3 separate regions of the Homo sapiens genome follow, and regions 1 and 3 are each linked to region 2. Evidence: chromatin loops called from intact Hi-C (ENCODE). Cell type or tissue: endothelial cell of umbilical vein. All regions are shown on one strand.

The links. A loop is a pair of places that touch in the nucleus more often than their neighbours do. Peaks named below come from ENCODE experiments on the same cell type or tissue, not always from the same donor. Only the 100,000 strongest peaks of a DNase experiment are listed, where the experiment ranks them.
Region 1: a loop joins it to region 2, with 9 times the contacts of the local background. A loop is called at or near these places in 3 of 110 quality-filtered maps.
Region 3: it touches region 2 in a loop (5-fold over the local background); 3 of 110 quality-filtered maps call a loop at or near these places.

Annotation. Positions count from the first base shown.
Region 1 is chr1:200,176,157-200,184,156 of GRCh38, reverse strand. It overlaps NR5A2 (nuclear receptor subfamily 5 group A member 2), which reads right to left. Exons shown (of 8, transcript NM_205860.3): 8 at 6,742-8,000. Among named protein-coding and RNA genes, the nearest start is that of NR5A2, 150 kb to the right of the region's middle. In endothelial cell of umbilical vein, no CTCF peak of the experiment used is centred here; DNase peaks (open chromatin) are centred at 3,206, 4,626 and 5,616; H3K27ac peaks cover 2,118 bases.
Region 2 is chr1:200,072,123-200,080,122 of GRCh38, reverse strand. All of the region lies in intron 5 of NR5A2 (nuclear receptor subfamily 5 group A member 2), which reads right to left. Among named protein-coding and RNA genes, the nearest start is that of NR5A2, 48 kb to the right of the region's middle. RefSeq lists an enhancer at 7,034-7,607. In endothelial cell of umbilical vein, no CTCF peak of the experiment used is centred here; DNase peaks (open chromatin) are centred at 3,782 and 7,232; H3K27ac peaks cover 3,467 bases.
Region 3 is chr1:200,228,876-200,236,875 of GRCh38, reverse strand. No RefSeq gene overlaps it. Among named protein-coding and RNA genes, the nearest start is that of LINC00862, 140 kb to the left of the region's middle. In endothelial cell of umbilical vein, no CTCF peak of the experiment used is centred here; a DNase peak (open chromatin) is centred at 4,845.

The sequences.
Region 1 (8,000 bases), 100 kb before region 2:
AAGTAATGTGAGCAGAAATGATCGACACAACATGTTTTCTCTTCTAACATAATTGCTTTCTATTTGTGTAGTCTGTAATAATTAATGTATAGAGAACATGGCTCAAGTGATTTTGTGATAAAATAAACAGGGAAACTACTAATCAAACCAAGGTATAAAAATTAGTATAGCTCTTATAGTTACAACATAGTCAGGGCTAATAAGTGGTGGTTATGCCAATGTTTCCCGTTGAGGTGGTATAGAAAATAAAGGTCACCACCTCAAAATTCTCATTTATGTAAGACTCATAGAATGTCTGTGTTGTCAATGCTCCCACGGCACTGAGCAGCTGACCCTTGTTTTGGATGTCTGTGGTTATAACTGTGCTTGTCTAGGCTCTTGTTAAGGTCAAGAAAATTTCTAGTTATTTGGTGTTGCAATTATTAGAAATGTATCTGTCACTATTGCTTCTTTTCTTTTTAATTTGTTATTATTATTTTTTTGAGACAGAGTCTCACTCTGTTGCCCAGGGTGGAGTGCAGTGGTGTGATCTTGGCTCACTGCAACCTCCGCCTCCTGGGTTCAAGTGATTCTCCTGCCTTAGTCTCCCAAGTGTCTGGGATTATAGGCATGTGCCACCACACCTGGCTAATTTTTGTGTTTTTAGTAGAGATGGGGTTTTGCCATGTTGGCCAGGCTGGTCTCGAACTCCTGACCTCAGGTAATCTGCCCACCTCAGCCTCCCAAAGTTCTGGGATTACAGGCATGAACCACCATGCCCAGCCTGCTTCTTTTAGGTCCTAAAGAAAATGCTCAGTTGTTGGAGTGAATGTTGACTCTACAGGACACCTTGGTGTGTGCTTTCAGGAAGACACTGTAGCTAAGTGGTTCAGGTTCCGAACTCCTGAGGTTTAGAATCAGAACTGTTTTTGAACCCTCACTCTGTCACTTTCTAACTGCAGGACTTTGAACAAGTTATGTACGTCTGTAAGTTTCAGTTTTCATAGTCACAAGAAGGGGTCGTTATGAGGATTAAATGAAATCATGTTTGCATATTAAGGTAAATGCTAAGCTTTGGAAATAAAGAGACCCCAAGATATAGTGGCTTAAATAAGAGAGCAGTTTATTTCTCTGTCACTTGAGGCTGGTCTGTGGACACTACCAGGCCATTCAGGGACCCAAGGTTACAGCTTTCTTGTTGCTCTTCAATCACTGGTCATCTTGGATTGCTGTCTGCACCTCGGGTCCAGCCAGGGAAAGGGCTAGGCGCCAACGACTAAGGAAAGTGACTCGCTTTTACCGATGGAGAAGACTGAAAAGGTATGCTTGTCACTTCAGCTCACATCCCATTGCCACAGCCCCATCTTACTCACTTGGTCGTGCCTCACTACAAAGGAAGCCGGAAAATATAGTCTTCAGCTGGGCAGCTGTGTGTCCAGGAAAAAAAGAGAGGATACATTTTGGGGAGATAACTGTCTGCCATAGCATATCGCACTCAAAACTCAGCACGTAGTGCTTAAACATAGATGCTATTATTTTCATGAAATCTCTCTAGTATGTGTTCTTTGGGTCATTTCCTCAACTAGATCATTGCCTGGAACAATTAATATTTCTCAAGTGAGAAATATTGGATATGGGATACATTGTTTTTATTCAACTAATTAATACAAATAAAATTAATAAAAATATTAAGACATTTTTATGGATGTTCTGGGTTTCTCCAGTGCAACTTTTTCTTTTCTTTTCTTTTTTTTTTTTTTTTTGAGATGGAGTCTTGCACTGTTGCCCAGGCTGGAGTGCAGTGGCGCGATCTCGGCTCACTGCAGTCTCTGCCTGCTGGGTTCGAGCAATTCTCCTGTCTCAGCCTCTCCAGTAGCTGGGACTACAGGTGCATGCCACCATGCCTGGTTAATTTTTGTATTTTTAGTATAGACGAGGTTTCACCATATTGGTCAGGCTGGTCTCAAACTCTTGACCCTAGGTAATCCACCCTCCTCAGCCTCCCAAAGTGCTAGGATTACAGGCATGAGCCACCGCGCCCAGCCCAGTGCAACTTTTTCAATTGGCTGTCTTTCATCAGATGGTGGGGTGAGCTGTGAGGAAGGGCTGGGAGGACAAGCACCAGCAATGTTCCTAGGTGACATCATCTAACCAGAGAATGTTTTTGACCCTCACACAGAGGAGGTATATGCATGTGGGAACCAGCACCTTGACCATGAGCTTCTTCCCACTACATATCAGATACTGGAGAAGCAGAGGCAAAGACAGGAATACAATTTTTCCAAAAGGTAGACACATTTTCAGAATGCTAACTCTTTCCTGTTTGTAAACATGAATTGGTCTAACATGTTTGGCAGGCTGTGATTTTTCTCATGCATCATAAATAAATACTAAAACAAGCTTCATGAATTTCTCCCTTATATACTTAGGTCTCTGGAGTTGGTTGGATTGTGCCTCTCAGTATCTCGCCATTCTAGCAGACTCTAATAGCACAAGCAAATCTTCCCTGCGGGGAGAAGTGAGCAAAGAGGACCTTCCTGAAGGTTTAGACCTGTCTGTTTTGTTGGCCCTGCTGGAATCTTAGACTGTCAGTTCTGGAGGGTCATTAAACATTACCCAGCCACTCCATGTAGGAGTCACATCCCCAACACTGTTGTCAGGTCCAGCCTCAGGTGGAGCAGTTCCTAGGAGGTCACCAGCCTCTAATATAGTTAGTTCCATTTTTGGACAGCTTTGACCATTAAGCTTTCTTTTTCCACATTGTGTCAAAATCTTCCCCTTCAAAATATTTACCTACCTTACGGGTTTCTACTCTCTGAGCCACAAAGCACAGTTCTAATCCCCTTCGCAGCTCTTTCTTCTGATGTTGTGTAATGACGCTAAACATTTCATATGAATGGCGTGATGCCACTTTCACTGTCTAGTTTTTGGATGAACAACATACTTAGAGTGGGAGCTGACATGCAGTCACACATGTGAATCACCCCTGAAGCAAACATAAAATATGTTTGTGATACAGGGTGAGATAGAAGAGCATATTGGATGGACACTGGATTATCCCAGTCTGGGCCCCATGAAGATGTACATGGTCAAGTCAAGGAGACCACTGGGGAGCAGTATGGTCCACAACTCGGGAAACTTCGATTCTTTTGTGGAAATCATGTGCCGTGCCTGCTCTATGCCAGGCACTGGGCCAGTGGTTTATAAATGACTGAGTCACTGCTCTTGACCTTTCGCTCACAGTTTAGAAGGGCCACCCTGGGAAACAAACACAATGAGACCAGAGCATAATGAACATCAGACATCTGGGGGCCCCAGAGATGGGGGTGTACTGGATGGGGAGGGGCAGCCTCCTTGCCTTGGCTTCTCTAAGCCTGGTTTTTTTTGGCTAGACCATTGGAGAACAGTGAACAGGAAGGAGCAGGCTGTGCTCATGGTGTGGTTGATACACCAGTGGGCCTGGAAAGGAGGCTGGAAGGGGAGGCTGGGAGGCAGGCAGAGGCTGGGAAGGTAGGCAGAGGCTGTGCCAGGAAAGACCTGGATGCCATAGTAGGAGTTGACTTTTTCCTGAAAATACCAGGCATTGGAGGACTGTAAGTGAGCGAATGACATTATCAGCTTTGAATTAGGGAGATGGCTCTGGGTGCTCTATGGAGTGAGGTTTGGGGTATGTTCAGATTGATAGCAGATCAGCCCAGAGGCTAGTGCATAATTCAAGGCAAGAAATGCCAAAGGCCTGCTCCAAATCTGCAAGGAAGGAAGGGGGAGACTGACTGGGGAGAAAAATAGGAAAAGTAACTGGTAGGGCTTGGATACTGAGGCCATGTGGGAAGAAGGAGAGGTGAGGAAGAACAGCCTGTGACGGCTTCCGTGCGGGAGATGTCCATGGTGGCAGGGGAGCGGGAGGGACTTCAATTCCTGTTACTAAAGTACTGAGAGGCCCCAGCCCACGCATAGCTCCCTGGGCTGGGCTTCACACTCTGAGGGGTAGGGTGCCCAAGCCCACCGAGGACAGGGGGCTGCTGCTGGGTCAGGTGAGACGAGAGAGTGGGCGTGCTCTGCAAAGTAAAAGTTAGACACGAATCAGGCATCCACACCTTGTCTCCTTGGAAGGACAACTCCTGTCTCTCCTTGGCTGTGACTAACATGATCCTAAGAACAGTCTGGGATCTGATCTGGTGTCTATGGAGCTTGGACCAGGATCCCCAGTGCCTTCTGGGGCCGACTCAGGTCTGATCTGTGCTCCCATCAACTCAGGAAGGGCATGGAGACTCCAGTGCTTTCAAGCCTCCTCCCTTCTTGATAGTTTAGTTTCAAACTCACTCAAGGGAATACTCAGCAATTAGTCTAATTTCATCCCCCTTTGCCCCTTTCTCTCTTTTCCAGCAACAAACATACAATGTTTCTTAGATTGGTTCTTAGCTTTTCTACAAACAAAACCACAATCACAGTCTGTTAGTCACTGAATTATTAATTCCTAACTTAACATAAAACAAATGCCTACATGAAACAGCAATAAAGCATTGCAAGAATATTTATTTTGAGTGACTAAACTATACACTTCCTGTTCAGTGTTAAGGAAAATTGGTCTTTATTATTCCAGGGAAATGTCAAAATCACTAAGTATTGTAGCATTTTGACCTGCGTTATGTTGAACAAACTTTCCACATGTTTCTCATAAAAATATACATCAGAGATGGCTTCAAACTGAACGTCAAACTTAGTTAAAAGTACGAACCTCTTCAAAGTTATTTTGAATATCAGATATAACAATCAAATGCATATCAGCATGGGCCGGTTTTTCTTAGAGGCTGCCTCATGCTGATGGATTTAGCATCTCCGTGCGTGGAAGGGAGGCCTCTGTACTCATCAGAATGAGCCCTGCCAATTGCCAGGTTGGGCTTTGGAGAAACGCTCTCTCCACCAATTTTTTTTTTTTAAAGTATATAACCGCTTATAAAAACATTTTTTAAAATCCATGTGCTTTATCTTGCTTGACCTGTGTGATGATTACCTGGATGTATACATATGTAAATATTTATCAAATTCTACACTGTTCTGTATGATAATTATAGTTCATTTAAATATGAATATGTATTTTCATATTTCATGGAATGTCAGCAAGAATAATTTAAAAAGTTCTTTCTAGTTACAGGTTGAAAAGGGGGATGCGTTTTGTAGCCCGCTATTTAGTTGCTTAAAAATCTTAGTTTTGGCCAGGGACAGTGGCTCATGCCTGTCATCCCAGCACTTTGGGAGGCCAAGGCAGAAGGATCACTTGAGCCCAGGAGTTCGAGACCAACCTGGGCAATATAAGAAGACCTCATCTCTACAAAAAATAAAAAATTAGCTGAGTGTGGTGGTGCATGCCTGTGGTTCCAGCTACTCGGGAGGTGGAGGTGGGAGAATTGCTTGAGCTTTGGAGGCAGAGGTTGATGAACTGAGATCGTGCCACTGCACTCCAGCCTGGGCAAAAATAAAAATAAAAATAAAATAAGTTTAAGTTTCATACTCACTGGACTCTAAGTGCAGTATTTTGGGTTGGACTCCATGGTATCTTTTTGTAGGATCCTAAGAAAAATTGGCATCTGCTTGGGAAAGAATGAGCACTTCCTGCTTATCTTGGCCCAGAGTAGGGATGGGAAGGGTGGAGTGTAAAGTGGGAGGCTGGACCGTAATGTTTCCTAAACATTGTTAAGTGTTTTGTGGCTGTTACACTATTTTGTAATAGAGGTTTTATTAATTTTGAAAATGGATTTCATAGTTATTTTATTGCCTTAAACATCTGCAAAGCCACAATGGTACTGAAGGAGGCTAATTTCTAGAACATGGGCATCTTACTTTTTAGGCTTAACATCCATAAAGTATAAAGGCTTTATGTTTGGGTTATTGATAAATATCTATATACTTTGAGGTGACCTGATGTCTGATTTTCTCCAATATCTTTGCCTTTTTTTTTTTTTTGACTGAGTTTTGCTCTTGTTGCCCAGGCTGGAGTGCAATGGCGCGATCTCAGCTCACCGCAACCTCTGCCTCCCGAGTTCAAGGGATTCTCCTGCCTCAGCCTCCCAAATAGCTGAAACTACAGGCATGTGCCACCATGCCCGGTTAATTTTGTATTTTTAGTAGAGACGAGGTTTCTCCATGTTGGTCAGGCTGGTCTTGAACTCCCAACCTCAGGTGATCTGCCCGCCTCGGCCTCCCAAAGTGCTGGGATTACAGGCGTGAGCCACCGCGCCCGGCCTATCTTTGCCTTTTGAAGCAAATCTGAAGTGTCCTCCTGGTCTAGAGACAGAATGGTGTAGTGTTTAAGAGTGTTGATTCTGGAGTCAAACTGCCTAGGTTCAAATTCCCGCTACTCCTCTGACTAGTGTATCAAATCCTTTTGTGCAAGGGGCTTTAATATGAGAATAATAATACCTCCTGGATCTGTTCTGAGGACCAAGTGAATTAAGAAAGCACTTGGGAAAGTTATCAGGACAACATAAGCTCTACAAAAAAGTGAGATGCTATTAAGATTTTTCTGCTTATTGATTATAACAGTAAATGATATAAAATACTTTGTTTCACATGTAGAGATGATGCTCAGATTGAATTTAATGCTTCAGGTATCCATGGAAGGACAGCCAACCACTCTAGAAGTTATCTAAAGGGAAAAGTATCTATTCCTGTGGGATTCTTTTGATTTCACTCCTAGTCAAGTCTCTTATTTAGAAGCTTTAGTATCCGATAGAATGAGGACAACATAAAAACTTTTAAAAATTATCAGGCTGGGCATATCAATATTTATTGAAATACTGAAAAAAAAAATTCCATTTTGTTGAGAAGTTCCTGGCAAGAACTGACATGACAATATGTATTTCATTGATACAGTAAGAAAACATCAACAAGTAACTGACTTCACACTCTAAACATTGCATGGATTCAAGTCCAAGGCAGCTGCAGATCTGTGATACAAATAATCAGACATTAGAGATTGTCTGTTTACAAACATAGAGCAACTATAATAAACCAAGTTAAGCCAAAAACCTTTATATTTGAGTCTGCTTTTACCGGCAAATCCTGTAATTGATAAGGCAGTTGCTAAGTAAATGCCAGGTTACAAATCGGCTAACAATCAACATTAGAGAAACTTCACTTGTCAACCTTGGGTGAACAGACGCTGGCTGTGACGCTTTCTTGCTTATCAGCTCCTGTCGTTGGTGTGATCAGCAGTGTGGATGTAACCCGCTGTGTTGCCCGTCTTTCTAATCATTCTCATGATTTAATCTACCAGGTTAACAACATACCAATATGTGACATTTTTTAGGTTTAATTTTCAGTGGGGAGCACTGTATCTTTAAAATAAGAGAACATAGATTTTAAGAGTCAACGTAGCCAGGTATGCTGGCATGCACCCCTAGTCCCAGCTATGGGGGAGGCTGAGGCAGGAGGAATGCTTGAGCCCAGGAGTTCAAGGCCAGCCTGGGCAACATGTGAGATCAAGATCCCGCCTCTTAAAATAAAAAATAAAATAAAATAAAAATCAACATATTTGTTTTTTTGGCAATGTTAAAGACCCTCCAAATAGTTATAGTCAAATCTTATAATTGTCTCCATCCACATTACACATGCATGATAGAACCGTTTCATTAACTGTTGACCACACCATTCCTCTCCATGTATCTTCTAGCCAACTTGTTTTTCAGCTGGGGAGGGCAATGATGCTGCTGTTCTCTGTAATGCTTTGGGTATGAGCTCTGATCGGCGATTTTGCATTGTCCTTTGAGCCACGAAGATAACACGGGTGACTGAGACTGCGCATGAGTCAACGCCCAGCTTACCTAATGTGTACCCTTCATGTGGATGAGTATTAGAGGTGATTAATAAACATAATAAAATAATCCTCTTTGTACACACAGAAGTAATAACTAATATCTTTGGTATACAATTTACAATGCTTGGAAAGGAAAACCAGGTAAGACTCCACCTTGTTGAGTTTACTTGAAAACCAGAGGAAGCTACAAGTCACATAATTTACA
Region 2 (8,000 bases):
CCAACTGTCTGTTCTCCTTCTTTCTCCAAATCACCTCAAACTTTTTGGAAATAATAAAGAAAAATAGAGTAAGCCATTTGCTAAAAGCCTGGGGAGTGCAAAACAGTAATAAAGTCAAAAGCTATTTGATAGTATCTAGCTTTTATGTAAGCAACTTTTTGAAACCCAAATGACTAAATTTTGGACTGAGCCTGTCTTCCCAAAATGACACATATGTTTGATTCCTAACATCCCTTTCACCATTTTTTTTTTTTATAACAAGGCCACCCTTATCAAGTCATGTATGAATGAACAGAAGTGTCTTTCATTCCCCACTTGCCTCACGGTTCAAAAGGAACTACTAAAATAGCAGCAAAAAAATCCAACAGCCTGCCAGTGGGCTTGCACCGGTCCCATTCCTAAAGGCATGCAAAAGGTTGGAGAGCTCAGCAAAATTTTTATGTATGGGAGCAGGCCCAAGGAAAACTCACACGCCATAACCAATTGTGGACAGAGGATCATCTATCAGCAGACAAATGCAGGAACTCCAGAATGTCTCTCCTCAAATGAAATAATATATCTTTGAAAGCCAATGCCCGTTTTAGGCCCCAGGCCCATATATCAAGCCTGAGAGGCTTGTGGAATCGCTCCAGGGCCATTAACCTTCCACCTGTTTCCCCTTGTCCTTCAGGATGAGACCCTGCCCTTGATTTTACTCCCTTCCCCTGTTCATCTTCCGACAGAGTGTAAATGTAAAGCAGCGGGCCTGTGAAATAATTCAAAGGCAATGGACCAGGGGCATGGTTACAAATCTCTGCCACTGGCACTGTGACTTATGCAGGCAGTTTGTCACACATGAGCCAGGTGACCTCAGTGACATAACAGAGAAAAATATCGCCAGAGATCAAAGATGGGATTCGGAGCACTCTAAGTAACTCTGCTCCATAGAGTGAGCAGGTTATATGGTATCCAAGGATTTCCCCTTATATCAATAACATTTGTTCTGGTGAAACAGAAAAGGTAGCCCAGAGACTCCCTAATTGAAATCATTTCTGTCAAGTAGAATTGGGGCCATTTCTGTAACATGAGGATTAGAATTTCTGTTTTCTTGATCATGCCTTATAGTTGCTATGAATGCCAGGAATAGGCAACATAAATCCATCTAATTCAACTTTAATACAGAGAAATTAATAGAAATTGAAAAACATAAAAGTGAGTCCATGAAGAATTTGTCAGCCTGAGTACTTAAAAGCTATTATTGTAAAGGTAAAAGGAAAGTTTTACTATCGCTTATAAATTTGCTAGGTCAAAGAAGTGGTTAAGTAAATTTTTTGAGGCTTACACTATTCATTAAAATGAATTTCACATGTTTATTATGTATTATGTATAACATTAAAGTAAGGTAGTAAATAAAGGATCTAATGAGAGCACATGCATGAAGTTACTTTAAAGAAGTCCAAGACATTCTCCAGATCATATTAGAACTTAAGAAAATGTAGAATGACCCATAAATGGCTAAAAAAAGTAGAGGGGTATATTGGAAGAAAATTAATAGTTGAAATAGTCTTAATTATGAAAGAATTAATTTCTAGTTTGTATTTGTTACTTAAAGTATGATTTTCCTCAGTTGTTCTGTGCATTCAAGTATTCTCTGTTGGGTCTAGAAAATGAACAAGACTTTAACATAGTCCTCCCTAGGCCCATTGTCTTTTCTGTAGCATTAAATTTTGAATTTTTCATAAATTAAAATAACTACAAACAATCAGTCTTGATTCACTGGTTGAGACAGGCAAGTGCACCTTAGTTCATTCCTTTCCTGTTCTAAAGCAAGGTAGCTGGGATGTAGGTAACTTCCCTTGACATGCCATACATAACACACACGAGTATCTCTTTCCAAGTGCTATTGAAGTCTTTAGTGGACCAACTCATGTGTTTTTGCCTTCTCCAAGTGTGCTGGTATCAATGCCAAATTTCTAACGTAGATATGTTAGAAAATAAAAACAATCAACTTTGTTTAATAATCAGAAAGTTCTGATGCCCACGTTTGGAGCAATTTGAAATGCTTGCTTGAATCTTCACAGAAACGTGAGGATACTAACTTTCTTTAACTAGCTTCTTTACCTGGGACTATCACTAGGCTTCAATGAGTCCATGAAGCCCTGGGATTGCATGCAAAATTTCTGTTTTATGCATTTTTCTGGGAAAATTAGTACAAGCTATCATCAGATACTCAAATAATGTTAACAGTGACTGCTAGAGAACAGAAGTCAAAGCCCTAAACTAGAATCAAAAACTGCGAGAGCCCTAAAGGTCATCCAGACTGACGTACCATCTTGCAAATGAGAAAAAGAAGTCCGAGGAAGACGGAACCACACAACTACTAAGTTGATGCAAAATTAATTGCCAGTTTGTTTGTTTTTGTTTCTGTTTGAGACCAAGTCTTGCTCTGTCACCCAGGCTGGAGTGCAGTAGCACTATCTTGGCTCACTGCAACCTCCGCCTCCCAGGTTCAAGCGATTCTCCTGCCTCAGCCTCCCGAGTAGCTGGGATTACAGGCACCCACCACCATGCCTGGCTAATTTTTGTATTTTTAGCAGAGACGAGGTTTCACTATGTTGGCCAGGCTGGTCTTGAACTCCTGACCTTAGGTGATCCACCTGCCTTGGCCTCCCAATGTGCTGGGATTACAGGCTTGAGCCACCCAGCCCAACCTAATTGTGGTTTTAATGGCAAAAACCGCAATTAATTTTGCACTAACCTAATACAATTTATTAAACATTAGCTAGTGAAAATGAGTTACTGAAACTCCGGAATTTGCTTCTTAATTAAGGACCTCTTCCTCTACATGTGATACCAATCTTTCCTTTGGCTGTTGTTTAAAAGTCAGATTTTGTTGTATGACCCTTAAAATAATTTTTCTGTGATGCCGAAACCTAATTATGAGAAATACATATGTTTTTAAAACAACATAAAACATTTTATAATTCTGGCCTTAGGCATCTGTTGGTATGAATAAATGTTTAAAAGACTTTCATTTGTAGATTAAAATTTATGTTTTATAAAAACGGCACTAAAGTAGTAGATATTATGCCTTAAACGCTTGTTAGGTTTTTTCTTGAAAAAGGATAGTTTGTATACATGTCACATGACATGGTCTACCTAACTTTTAAGTAGCTTTGTTGTATCAAATTCATTTTAAGTACATTTTAAACTTCTCTATAATTAATATTTAATTTATACAAATTAATCTATTATCTCTAACAGTGAGTGAGTTAGTGGAAGTTCCTTTGTAATATTTATGAAAATCTCAAACCAAGATCATGCAATGCCACCTATTACCAAAAAATATGTTTCTACTTAATGTTTATTTTGAATTCTCCAAACCTCCAAATTATTAACAAAAATGCTAAGCAAGTCATGCTGTTCATTTAAATGGCAACTCTGTACCTACTCAATAGTTAAAACACTAAATCTGAAAAGATGTCAGCTGCTTTTGAATTCTCAAATCAAGTAAGGTATTTACTATTCTCAGTAAGCTACCTAAATTAGTCACTCCTTTTAGAAGTACAGGACAAAAAATGAAAAAGATACTATAATAGTAAGTTAACCTAAAATTTTTAATCCACTAATGCTCTGCGATTTAAAACAAATAAGATACGGTTAGCCTGCAGACAAAAAAAAAAAAAAATTCCTGGGCATGAATCACTGCTTACATTCTTTTCCATCCACAAACAATTTCATTTGGGAAAGTTGCCACATAGTATCGACAGTGACAACAAATGGCATTGTCCCGTGAACATCTGTTTCCGACTCCCACACTGATACTGCAGGCTGGGTACTTAGGACTTAGTTGGTCTTCACAAGTTGCTGAGCCACAAAGGAACTGGAAATCACTGGTACGTTGAGGTTTTATTATTGGAACACAGGAAAACTTTATCATCATGCTGGGAAGTTCTGTATCTTTTGAAATATTGGAACCGGGGTTATGTTAGCACATTAAACCATGCGGAAGACTACTTCTGAAGAAAGGGGAGGAAAAAAACTGTTTCTTGTCTATTATGTCCTTGGGTTGAGGTTCCCACTCAATCTTCATATAACTTCCTCACCCACCCTCAACCGAAAATTGTTTTGTTTTTAAAAGATGTTATTGAGTTTAGCTTCTTGTTAAAATCAAGAGAACAGAATACCAAAGGAATTCTAAGCAAAACATGATAAATAAACACTATTGTTTCTTAACAAAAAAAAAAGAAAAGAAAACAGAAGAGCTTTTATACACACTTTTATTTTTTCTAAATTCACACTACCATGCTTCACATTTTCTGAAAGCCTGGCGATATAAGGCTCGTAAAGACTCTTGACTAGAACATCCTCACCTCAGCCCACAGTGTTAAAAGGAGGAGGGCAAAGAGCTGCTGGGAGAAAAGCCAGCATGAGTGGATAAGTGGAGAGGTGGCGACAAGACACAGATGTGCGACTTTGGCTTTTGCTGCTCAACTTGTGCTACAACGGTAACGGTTTATGCACGTCTTTCAAGAACCCTTCAAGTGCACGCAACAGATTACTACTCTGTTTTACACCTCTTCTCTGTGTGGCACTTAGTTTTAATGAAAGTCTAATTCTAAACTACTTGCATGCTGCAACTATTTGCATGCTCCAAATTAATTTGCATATTGCTGAAGCAAAGAGGCTTCCTTTTTTGGCGCTTAGTTTTAACAAAAGCAGTAATAGAAGTGAATGTTATTCACAATGGTAATTCTGAATCAACCTATATTAAAACTACTGGCATGCTTCAAATTAATTTGCATATTGCTGAAGCAAAAAAGCCTCCTTTTTTTGCAAAGCGGCTTTCCTTTTTCCACTTATATTAATGGAAATGTTCAGTGGGATATGCAGTCAATGTCTGACTTATGTATACTTGGTAAATGGTTCATTCTAAAAAATATATATTGGAACATATTACATAAAACACTGTTTACTTCATTTGGCATCACACAAAATAGGCACTCCAAAAAATATTTATTAAAGAGATCACCAAATGAAATTACCACAGAGCTGTCTGGCTGAAGATAGGACAATAATAAATTCCTACTGGAGAGAAATAATTCTAAGACTTATTTTTCCTAGAGGACAATCTTTCACCAGAATACACATATAGTTTATAAATAAGTAATACATGTTTTTAAAAAGAATTATTACTAAATTCCATATCTTCATAATTTCACGTGTAAACCCCTAAAAATGTAACTATTTAAAAAATAATCATTCAGTCTATCATGACTACTTATGGGAAAATATATCCATATTTGGAGAAGTTTTTTTTTTAATTCCAGTCCATAGTGATTTAAAAAAAAAAAATTAAAGTGTTTGAGATTTGTGTTTCTCTCGTGTTTTTTTTTTTTTTTTTTTTGAGATGGACTCTCGCCCTGTCGCCCAGACTGGAGTGCAGTGGTGTGATCTCGGCTCACTGCAGGCTCCACCTCCTGGGTTCCCGCCATTCTCCTGCCTCAGCTTCCCGAGTAGCTGGGACTACAGGCACCCGCCACCAAACCTGGCTAATTTTTTGTATTTTTAGTAGAGACGGAGTTTCACTGTGTTAGCAAGGATGGTCTCGATCTCCTGACCTTGTGATCTGCCCGCCTCGGCCTCCCAAAGTGCTGGGATTACAGACGTGACCCACCGCACCCGGCCCTTTTTCTTCTTTCTTTCTCTCTTTCTTGTTTTTTTTTCTTTTTTTTTTCTTTTCTTTTAGATTAAAGACAGGGTCTTGCTATGTTGGTCTTGAATCCTCCCACCTCAGCCTCCCAAAGTGCTAGGATTTCAGGTGTGAGCCACTGTGCCTGGCCTCTCCCACTTTTAACTACAGTCTTACAATCAGTTCTCAAATAACTGCACTCATAATTCATTATCAAAAAGAAAAAAACATTAATAAACAGGCAATCAAAAATTAGAACTAGATCTGTAATATTCATGCCCATGAATCATTTCATTACTAATAGACTATTTATATTGTTTTTTATGCTTTTTAGCATACTTTTATTATGTCATTGATTCCTCACGAGGACCAAGTATAGCCATTTTCATCCAAATCAGTCTTGAAGAAAAATTCAAGAGGAATTCTTTAAGATTGAGTTGATTCAAATGGCACCATCTCTGCAAAGTTTTCCCTGGTGCCCCCTCCACAGACAGAAAAGCTCTGCCCTGTGTTCTTATAACAGCTATCGTCTCTGTTATACACCCATTGCCCATTCTAATTACAGGTTCAAAAGTCTGTCTCCCAGCAGTGCGAGGCTAGTAAGCAAGGACTGGGTATCTTAACCGACTTCGTATCCCTGCTGCTTAGCAATGTGCCTGGCATATTGAGGCGCTCCATATATGTTTGCTATATTAATTAATCAAGAAACTGTGGCTCAGAGAAGATGTGTGTGCATATGTGTGTGTGTGTGGTGTGTGTGTGTGTGTTTCAGTGGGGCCTACGTATCTGTGATTCTGTATCTTCTACATCCGTGGATTCAACCATGGATCAAAAGTATTTGGGGAAAACAAATTGTGTCTGTACTAAACATGTACAGACTTTTTTGTCATTATTCCCTAAACAATACAGTGTAACAACTACTTATACTCTCTTAGGTATTATAATTTTAAGATGATTTAAAGTACATGGGAGGTTATATGTAAATACTGTGCCATTTTTATACCAGAGACTTGAACATTCTCAGATGTTAATATCTGTGGAAGGTCCTGAAACCAATCCCCCACAGATATCAAGGGACAGCAGTATGTGTGCGCATATATATATAAAGGGGAATATATATATATATATAAAGGGGAATATATATATATATATAAAGGGGAATATATATATATATATATATATAAAGGGGAATATATATATATATATATATATATATGTATGTAAATGCTTTGACCAAAGTCATAGAGCACATTAGTGGCTCAGGTGAAACTGAAACCTGACTTTTGGTTCAGGGCTGTTCACGATGCACTAGTTCTTCCAGTTTCAACTATGTTAACTGATCCTCTGTAGATGCAAACTAATAGTAACCAAATAAGTTAACAAAAAGGCAAGCAATCAACGCTGATTTTCGTAAGGAAGTAAAGATAAAATTCTTCATCACATCTTGTGTCACCTAGAGGAAACATCAGCCTGCCAATTTTACAAACATGCTGGTAAAAGAATTTCCTTGGCAAATTGACAGCATGGAAATGTCCTTTCTAAAAATCAATTAACCCTCTAAATTCACGGGCTTGCTAGAAACATTTCCTATGCCATGGAATACAAGGCTCATGGAGATGCTCTTCCCCTTTCTATTTCTGGACATCTTCTTTTGTTCATACTTGCTAATAATAGTAGCAGAGATGGAGGTGCTATTTATAGTCCTGAAAGCAGCATGACTCTGTGCACACTTTATTCATTTATATTTCCTGTGTTTATTGTAACCTTACCTTTTTAGTAATTAAAAGTGTTCATCCAAGATTTTATTTAGCAACAAATCAGTTGTAAATAGCTTTTCTTTTAATACATGAGAGCCTATATATAGGCTCACTCAAATATTTTACTCCCACTTCCTTATTAACTAAAAACAGATTTCAATGGTGGGTAGGGGTATACAACGGTGTTTTCTTTCCAAGTTTTATACAAGATCTAATTATTTGGCCTTCGGGTGTTTTGATTAAAAGGGTGTCACATTATGAGGTAAATCATGCATTCTCAAATCATTCAAATTTTGTCTTAGATACTGAAGCAAAATTGCTATTATAGCCAACCCACCATGAATTTATTAATCAACAGACTATAACTTTAAATTTATCTGATTGCTATATAATATGGTTAGAATATATAATAATTAAAAATGCTTCCTCTGCTCCATAAAAAATTGCTTGCTGGAATACAAGTTCTCTAAAAATGGTCTCACCTAGAAGTTCCCTTTGAAACCAATAGGGTTTCCCAGTATTAGAAGCACCTAAAAACAGAAAAATTAATTTTCCTAGATTTACTCCTGGTA
Region 3 (8,000 bases), 160 kb before region 2:
CTTTAATAGTGCCTGGCACACATGTTCAAGAATTCTGTTGTTATAACTCTGGATTGGATGGTGAGAAGCTGGGGTGGGGAAATGGATTACCCTTTTGTATTAATCCAGGGGAGAAATGATGAGGATATTACTAAGGCAACGGCAATGAGGATGGGAAGAGATGGTAACAATGGATTAGTGATGTAGAAGGTACAAGCAGCAGGATCTGGTGATCCACTGGACGTGGTGGGGGGTGGCAGGGAGAAGATCTACTGCAAGAGAGGAAGGGTCACAGCTGGCTCCTAGGATTCTGGCTAGGGTTTCTGGGTGGGTGGTGGTGGTAATCAACTGAGATAGAGAATGTAGGAGCGGGAGCAGGTTTTTGAAGAAAGACACTGAGCTCAGTTTCTCTTTGAAGTGTTGGTGCTTTGTCACTTAGTATCTGGCATATGGGATTGAAGCTTAGGAAAACGGTTCTTGCTGGAGATATAAATTTGAACTCATCAGCTATGGGTGGCAATTGAAGCCATATGCATCAGAGTACTTTGGACCGCAAGTAATTGCAGAAATACAACCCAAAAAACAGAAGAGATTTATCAGCTCAGAAAAATTAAAGGGCACCAGAGGTAAGGTGGTGGTCAGTCTTATTTCACTTGGGGCTCCAGCCTTGCTTTTCTGATGTCCTCTGGCCTCTGCATGCCTTCTCTGTGTTGCCTTCTCCTCTGACTGGGGGCTGATGGTTCCATTAGCTCCACGCCTCATCAATGGGTGCATTCAACAATGCCCCCCAGAAAAGAGACCATATTTTGAAATGTCTCTCTTAAAAGAACAATGCACAGAAGCCTTTTCCAGGACACTGACCATGGGTCCCATGCCCATTTCTGAATCAATTTACTGGGTCAACAGATCACTGCGGTTCCTGAACCTGTCACTGGCAAAGAAGACAAATTAGCCTAAGACCAGGCCCACCTCCCAAGCTCTGGGTGGGCCCACTGTTCTAGGCACATGAGGGAGAGATGGACGGTTGAATGAGAACTGACATTCTGTCAGGAAAAGGAAAAAGATAGCTAACTCACAAGGCACACCATACTGTGGAAGTGGATGAGCTTCCCAAAGACACCGTGAAGCATGAGAAGAAAAGAAGGGCTAGGACTGAATCCAGAAAAGAGTCAAGCTTCAGGGGTGTTTGAAAAAAGATTCTTGGGTCATTTGGAAAATGCACCTTAACTTTTGTTTGACTCTCTGGTTATATCAAGCAGGGTTATTTTGCATGCTACAGAGTGGGTTGAGAAAATCAACACAGGGGCTGGGTGAGGTGGCTCACGTCCATAATTCTAGCACTTTGGGAGGTTGAAGCAGGAGGATTGCTTGAGCCCAGGAGTTGGAGACCAGCCTGGGCAACATAGGAAGACTGCTTTTCTACAGAAAATTTAAAAAATTAGCTGGTTGTGGTGGTGCATGCCTGTGGTCTCATCTACTTGGGAAGCTGAGGTGGGAGGATTCCTTGAGCCCAGGAGTTTGAGGCTTCAGTGAGCCACTGCACTCTAGCATGGGTGACAAAGCAAGATCCTGTCTCAGAAAAAAAAAAAAAGAAAAAGAAAAAGGAAAAGAAAGAAAAGAAAAGTAACATAAGAAATAGGTCATCGAGAAAAAAGGGTATTATTGAGTACAGCGAATCATGATAACTTGTAGGAAATCTTGTTAGGTCATGTGCTAATATATGAGTAATAACTGCATTTATTGAGCTTATATGTTTACAATATTAGTAATACCTGCATTTATTGAGCTCTCTGTGCTAGGTTTGATGTCAAGTCCTTATTTAGTCTTTCCAGTAACCTTTGAGAATTTTACACTCTTAGGAACATCATCATTTACAAGTGACAAGACTAAGGCTCACAGATTATGTAGCTCAAGGTCTCATACTTAGTAGATGGCAGAGGGGAACTTGAACCCAGGTCTGACTGCCACCAACATGTGTGCCTAAGCACTGCTCTTCTGCATTTTTGTAGGAGGAAATTAGCTCATTATTTAGGATCTGCTGTGTCTTCCTAACTCTCTGATCTCCTTGGAGCCTTTGCCTTGGCCACCTGTAGAGTCTTTAGGTTGATGCTTACATGTTGGTGGAGTTTCTAGGCATTCTGCTTCTCCCTCTGATAGGTCACTACAGTTCTTAAAGTTGAAGGGGAGGCAGAGGCTATTGGCAAAGGCAAGATACTGTGTGGATTTCAGAGTTCCTTGTCATTTGTTGTATTTTCAATCTGAACAGAAACCAAACTGAAGTCTCCAAATCCTAGGATTCGAGAGGGAGTCATTTTTGCAAGGAGTCTATGATTCCCTATGTTTGTGGGGAAGCATTTTATGTGGAAAACCAAAAACCCATGGCCTGGTATATACAGAGCTTTCAGGAAATGGCAGCTGTAGGCCCATGACTGAGAAGTTTGGCTTCCCACAAAAGCTGGGCCTTGTGCTGAATGTGACTGATACTGATGGAGTTTCAGAAGGATTGCAGTGGAGACGAGTGTATGGTCAGAATTACATTTTCTAGCCAGATTATCAGAGTCTATTATGCATTTATATGGCCAAGAAGGCAGGCAGAAAGAGCAGTTGGGAAGCAATTTGTGATAGTGTAGGAGAGATTTTGGGGGCTATTGTGTTGATTGTAAAGATGGAATTGGTGATCAGGAGTAGGGTGGGGAGAGAGGGTACAGATTCATGCAACATTTGGAAGGTAAGAGGATTCTAGGCTGGCTTTCAGATTTCTGGCCCAAGTTACCAGGGGAATGGCAGTAAGAACACTGAACTATCTGTAGAGAGAGGCTGGGGAGATGACGGCGAGGTCAGGTTTGGACAAACTGAGTGTGAGGAACCCATAGGGCAGCCATGTGTAGGGGTCCGGGCGGAGGTGGCCTCATGCACAGATCCTGGGCTCAGGGGAGCAGGTGGAAAACAGTGCTGTGTGGAGTATTTGCCATTCAGTGAATCTGGGCAGGATGAGAAGCTGGGCCTCTACAACTAGTTCTTGACTCAATTATTAAATTGGCTTGAATTTTCTCTTTAAAAATTTCTGGAACCCAATCCGGTACCTTTCGGAGAGGAAGCAGAGGAAGAGAAGGGTTTACGTTGTTGATTGGCAAAGTAATAAGAGACAGCCTGCCATTTCTTCCTTAAAAATGCGAACCTTTAAAAAAGCCCTCCATAGGAAGTGGTGGGTGAGGCAGGGAGGCGCGTGTGTGTCTGAGCTCCTCAGCATGGCATGTCCCTTGGGCTCCAGGACAGTTTCTTTCTCTTCTTGGAGGCGATCGGCAGGTCTCTCTCTTTTTCTCAAGTGACTCAGCTGTCTCGGCATGTCGGCTTCCTGAGTTCTCTTGGTCCAGAGAATGATGCGTTATTCTGGGAAGAGCCCGTGAGCACATTAAAGAAAGACAGAAGATTAAAAACTGGCTGTTTTTGTTTTCCTTTCAGGCTCATTTTTACAAGGTTGCAATTCTTTAAAATGTTGTATTTTAGAAAAATAAAATAATTTCCTACGTACTGGAGCCTAGCTTGTAAATAAGTACCTCTTCTCCAGATTTGGGGATAAATAGACTTCTCCACTCACACTGACAACTGTGTGAGGAAGAGCCTCGTGAGATGATGGAACTCCATTGATTTTTCATAAAAGCTTAATAAGATGATACAGGTCAAAAGCTTTGTAAAGTTTGCTATAAATTGTAGTGAGGAATTGAGCAAGATGTAATTGGATAAGAAAATGTAAATGAAACTTGTACAAGTGTGGCAGAGTTGATGGAGAATATTGAGAACAAGGCCCCTCTTGACCATCTCAGTGGTATTTTTCTAAACAGGTGTCTGACCCTTAAGTGCAGGGGCTTTGACTCCAGTCAGCCCCTTATCACTGATGGGTTAATATATTGTTACCCATCGGTTTTTTTAATGTCATTAAAATTCATCAGATACAGTTTATGGGTGCAGATCAGATAGGACAATCAGTGTGTTTGCTTTTCACTCAATTTTCAGGTTGTGCTTGTGGTGATGTTGTCCAATGCCATGTTAAAGAATAGTGTAAATGCTCTTTTGTTAACCAGCTACTGTTCAATTTCTAGTACCTGTAATTGATGTAGTATTGATTTGCTTTAGATTCTCTGAATAAATGCAAATACATTTCATTTTTATATGATACTATTTCTTTTTTGAATGATTGCTATGCTTTTCACTTTCCTAATGTATCTTTTTAAGATTTTCAAAAGTGTATTTTCTTGCAATGGCATTGAGAGTGATATCAATCCTAGCATTCCTTTTTTTCTTCTTATTAAAAAGTGATGCTGCTCTCTTTAAAGATTGTTGGATAGCGTCTGTCATTGATTTAAATTTTATTGCTCAACAGTGTACACTGTACCTAATCGATGTCTTTATAATCAATTTAACATGAAATGTCATGCACCAACTAATAATATTTCTTACACACACAAACTAATGATATTTCTTACAACTGTTGTTTCTGAGGAGGTATGAAAAAGGTTTGTTAAAGCCAATTCCATGTGAATTTGTTTGCCATAATCTTTCTTGATTGTCACATAAACTTTCTCTTTCCCTTGGTGAAATTTAGGATATCGTAATATGGATGATTTCAGAATCTGTTCTCTGATCTGCAAAAAGCAGCTAATTCCTATTCTAGTTTAAGAGACCCAGACTTAAGTGAGACTGAGAGGGAAAAATGACTCAGGCAAAAACATTTTCAAATAGCAGCCTTATAATTTAGGCTACCAGTAAATTACTAGGAAGTTGTGCAACTGCTATTTAATGGACATGAACTAATTATAGCCTAAGAGTGGTGAGTCTCATCCTGCGGATATACAATATAATTCCTTTTAGAGAAGCAATAACATATTGTTCATAACATGCCATATTAGCTTATATACCCAAAATTTCAAAGAGATTTCTCAAAAAGGGGTATGGCAAAGAATTAGCATGTAGCAATCTGAGCTTTGGACTTTGAACTATTCTTTGGTAGCTCTTTTGTAAATGGATTCACATAACTAAAAGTTCTGAGCCACAATTCTCTAGTCTCCAATATTTTTATCTATAACAACCACTTTTATTTACAAATGACAGCAATAATTACAATAGTCACCAATGATTAAGCCTTTTCTCTTTTGCTAAGGGCCTGATACACCTTGGCTCACTTAGCCCTGCCAATAACCCTGAAAGAGTATTATTCCATTATTTTATAACCGATGGAAAAAATAGTAGCTCTGAGAGGTTAAGGAACTTGGCCAAGTTCACACAGTAAGTGGAGGAGTCTGGATTCAAACCCCGGTCAGTCCATGCAGTATCACTCATTTCAGCTTGGGATGGGTAATTATAATTGTACCATTACTAGTTCAGGGGTTGTGACAGTGACTTTTCCTGTGCCTTGTAACTTTCAAGGGTTTTGGATGCTTTTGGAGGGATAAAAGGTTTCCTCTTAAGCTCCAAAAGTGATGTGTTTTGTAATCTTGATCAAAGATTGTCCTCAGAGCAGGAGTTTCATGCCATTGTATCTCCTGGGTGCTGCTCCAGGTCTTGGAACCTGTGGACAGGTTCCAAGAGGAGAAAGGTTTCTAATGTCTCCCTAGTGGAAGGCATATGTATCTAGATATTGCATTTATGTCTCACAAAATCCAGGAAATACCTAGGAGTACAAATTTCTGAACCTGTTGGTTGATTTGAGATACTCTGGTAAAACTCAAGTCCTTTTGGCTCCTGTAAGAACTCAACTTCTCCATAGTTCTTCTTGCTAAGAAACTTGTCCATTCTAGACATCGATCCTTGTCAGGAATTGAGATTCCTTTTTGCTTCTTTGGGTAGATCCTCACTTCTTTATGTGCTCAGGTACAGGTAGAAGATCCTTTCTCCAAGGAGTGCTCCCCTTCTACCAGGTCAGCTCCTCAGCCATCACCTGGACAGCTGCTGAATGTCACCTAGAGTTTATTCCTTCCTTTCAGAGTGTAACAGCCTTAGTATACTCCAGGGTGACTTGGGTGTAAAAGAATGCAAAGTGAATAATGTTATTATCAGTAGGTGTCATGTAAACCTAGTGGTTTTTCTAGCTGATTTTTAAGCATGTCTGGAATTTTTCATGACTTTATTTATTTATTTATTATTTTAATTTTTGTAGAAATGGGGTCTTGCTTCATTGCCCTGGTTGGTCTCAAACTCCTGGCCTCAAGTGATCCTCCCGCCTTGGCCTCCCAGACTGCTGGGATTATAGGCATAAGCCACCACACCTGGCCTCATGAATTTTTTTTTTTTTGAGACAGGGTGTTACTCTGTCACCCAGACTGGAGTGCAGTGGCATAGTCATAGCTCACTGCAGTCTTGAACTTGGGCTCAAGCAAATCTCCTACCTCAGCCTCTGAGTAGCTGGGACTACGGGTGCATGCCACCAAGCCTGGGGGATTTTTTTTTTTATTTTTAATAGAGATGAGGTTCCTCCATGTTGCCCACGATGGTCTCAAACTCCTGAGCTCAAGCGATCCACCTGCCTCGGCCTCCCACAGTGCTGGGTCATGATTTTTAATTGTTTAAATTTTTCGATACTTCAATCCTTCATTCATTCATTCATTCATTCAGCGTCTACTATGTGCCAATGAAGTTTTAGGCTCTGGGGACATGGCTGTGAATAAGACAGAGAAGCCTCTACACTCATTGAGCTAACATTCTAATGATGGTGGAGTGACACAATAAATGTAGAAATAAAAGATCAGGTAGTAATATGAGCCATGCAGAGAAGTGTGACAGGTGAAACAATACCCAATGCTTCGGTAGCGCATTTAGACTGAAAGGCCAGGGGAGGCCTCACTGACCTTTAAGCTGAGATATGAATGGCAAGAAACATCCAGCCATATGAAGACCTGGAGGATGAAATTTTAGGCAAGAAAGAGCCATGTCTCTCTTTTCCTTTTTCTTTCTTTCTCTTTTTCTTTTTTTTTTTTTGAGATGGAGTCTTTCTCTGTCTCCCAGGCTGGAGTGCAGTGGTGCAATCTTGGCTCACTGCAACCTCTGCCTTCCATGTTCAAGAGATTCTTCTGCCTCAGCCTCCCGAGTAGCTGGGACTACAGGTGCGTGCCACCATGCCCGGCTAATTTTTTTATTTTTAGTAAAGGCAGGGTTTCATCATATTGTCCAGGCTGGTCTCGAACTCCTGACCTTAGGTGATCCACCCACCTCGGCCTCCCAAAGTGCTGGGATGACAGGCGTGAGCCTCCGCGCCAGGCCAGCCATGTCTCTTTAAGGAATGGAGAGAGGACAGGGAACTGGAACATGCTGGATGACGGGGAGCAGAATTTAATCGAGGTTCAGCTATTTGTGTAGGAATAATTCCCCACTCCTCTCATTGTATGTACTAAAAATTGAGTACATCATGTTCACTTATTCCAGAAAAATGTAGTGAGTGTGTCTGCTATGTGCCCAGCACTGTTAAGTGCTGAGTGTATAGTAGTAAGAAAGATGGAGTACCTGTCCCCAAGAAACCTCAGCCTGGGGAGGGGGCTTGAGAAGGAAGCAGACATTTACGATGAAGGGTGATAGATGGTATGATAAGGAAAAGCGCAGTGGGCTGTAGGAAAATCATCTACCCTCGTCAAGCGCTGGACTATTGAGAGAGGCTTCCTGGGGTAAGCAAAGCCTAATTTGAGACTTGAGGTACAAGTAATAATTGGCCAGACAAAGGATGAAAAGACAGCATTTTGGTGAGGAATCACCTAAGCCAGGGTCAGGATTTGAATGAGAACAGAGCTTATTATGGGGATTGCATAGTGCCGTGTGAATGGAGTAAAGGGGTGGGTTTTTACAAGATGTGTTAATTGCACTTAATAATGTAATACATGGATCCTTTTTGTTTGTTTGTTTGTTTGTTTGTTTGTTTTTGAGACAGAGCCTCACTCAGTCACCCAGGCTGGAGTGCAGTGGTGCCATCTCGGCTCACTGCAACCTCCACCTCCTGGGTTCAAGCGATTCTCGTGCCTCAGCCTCTTGAGTAGCTG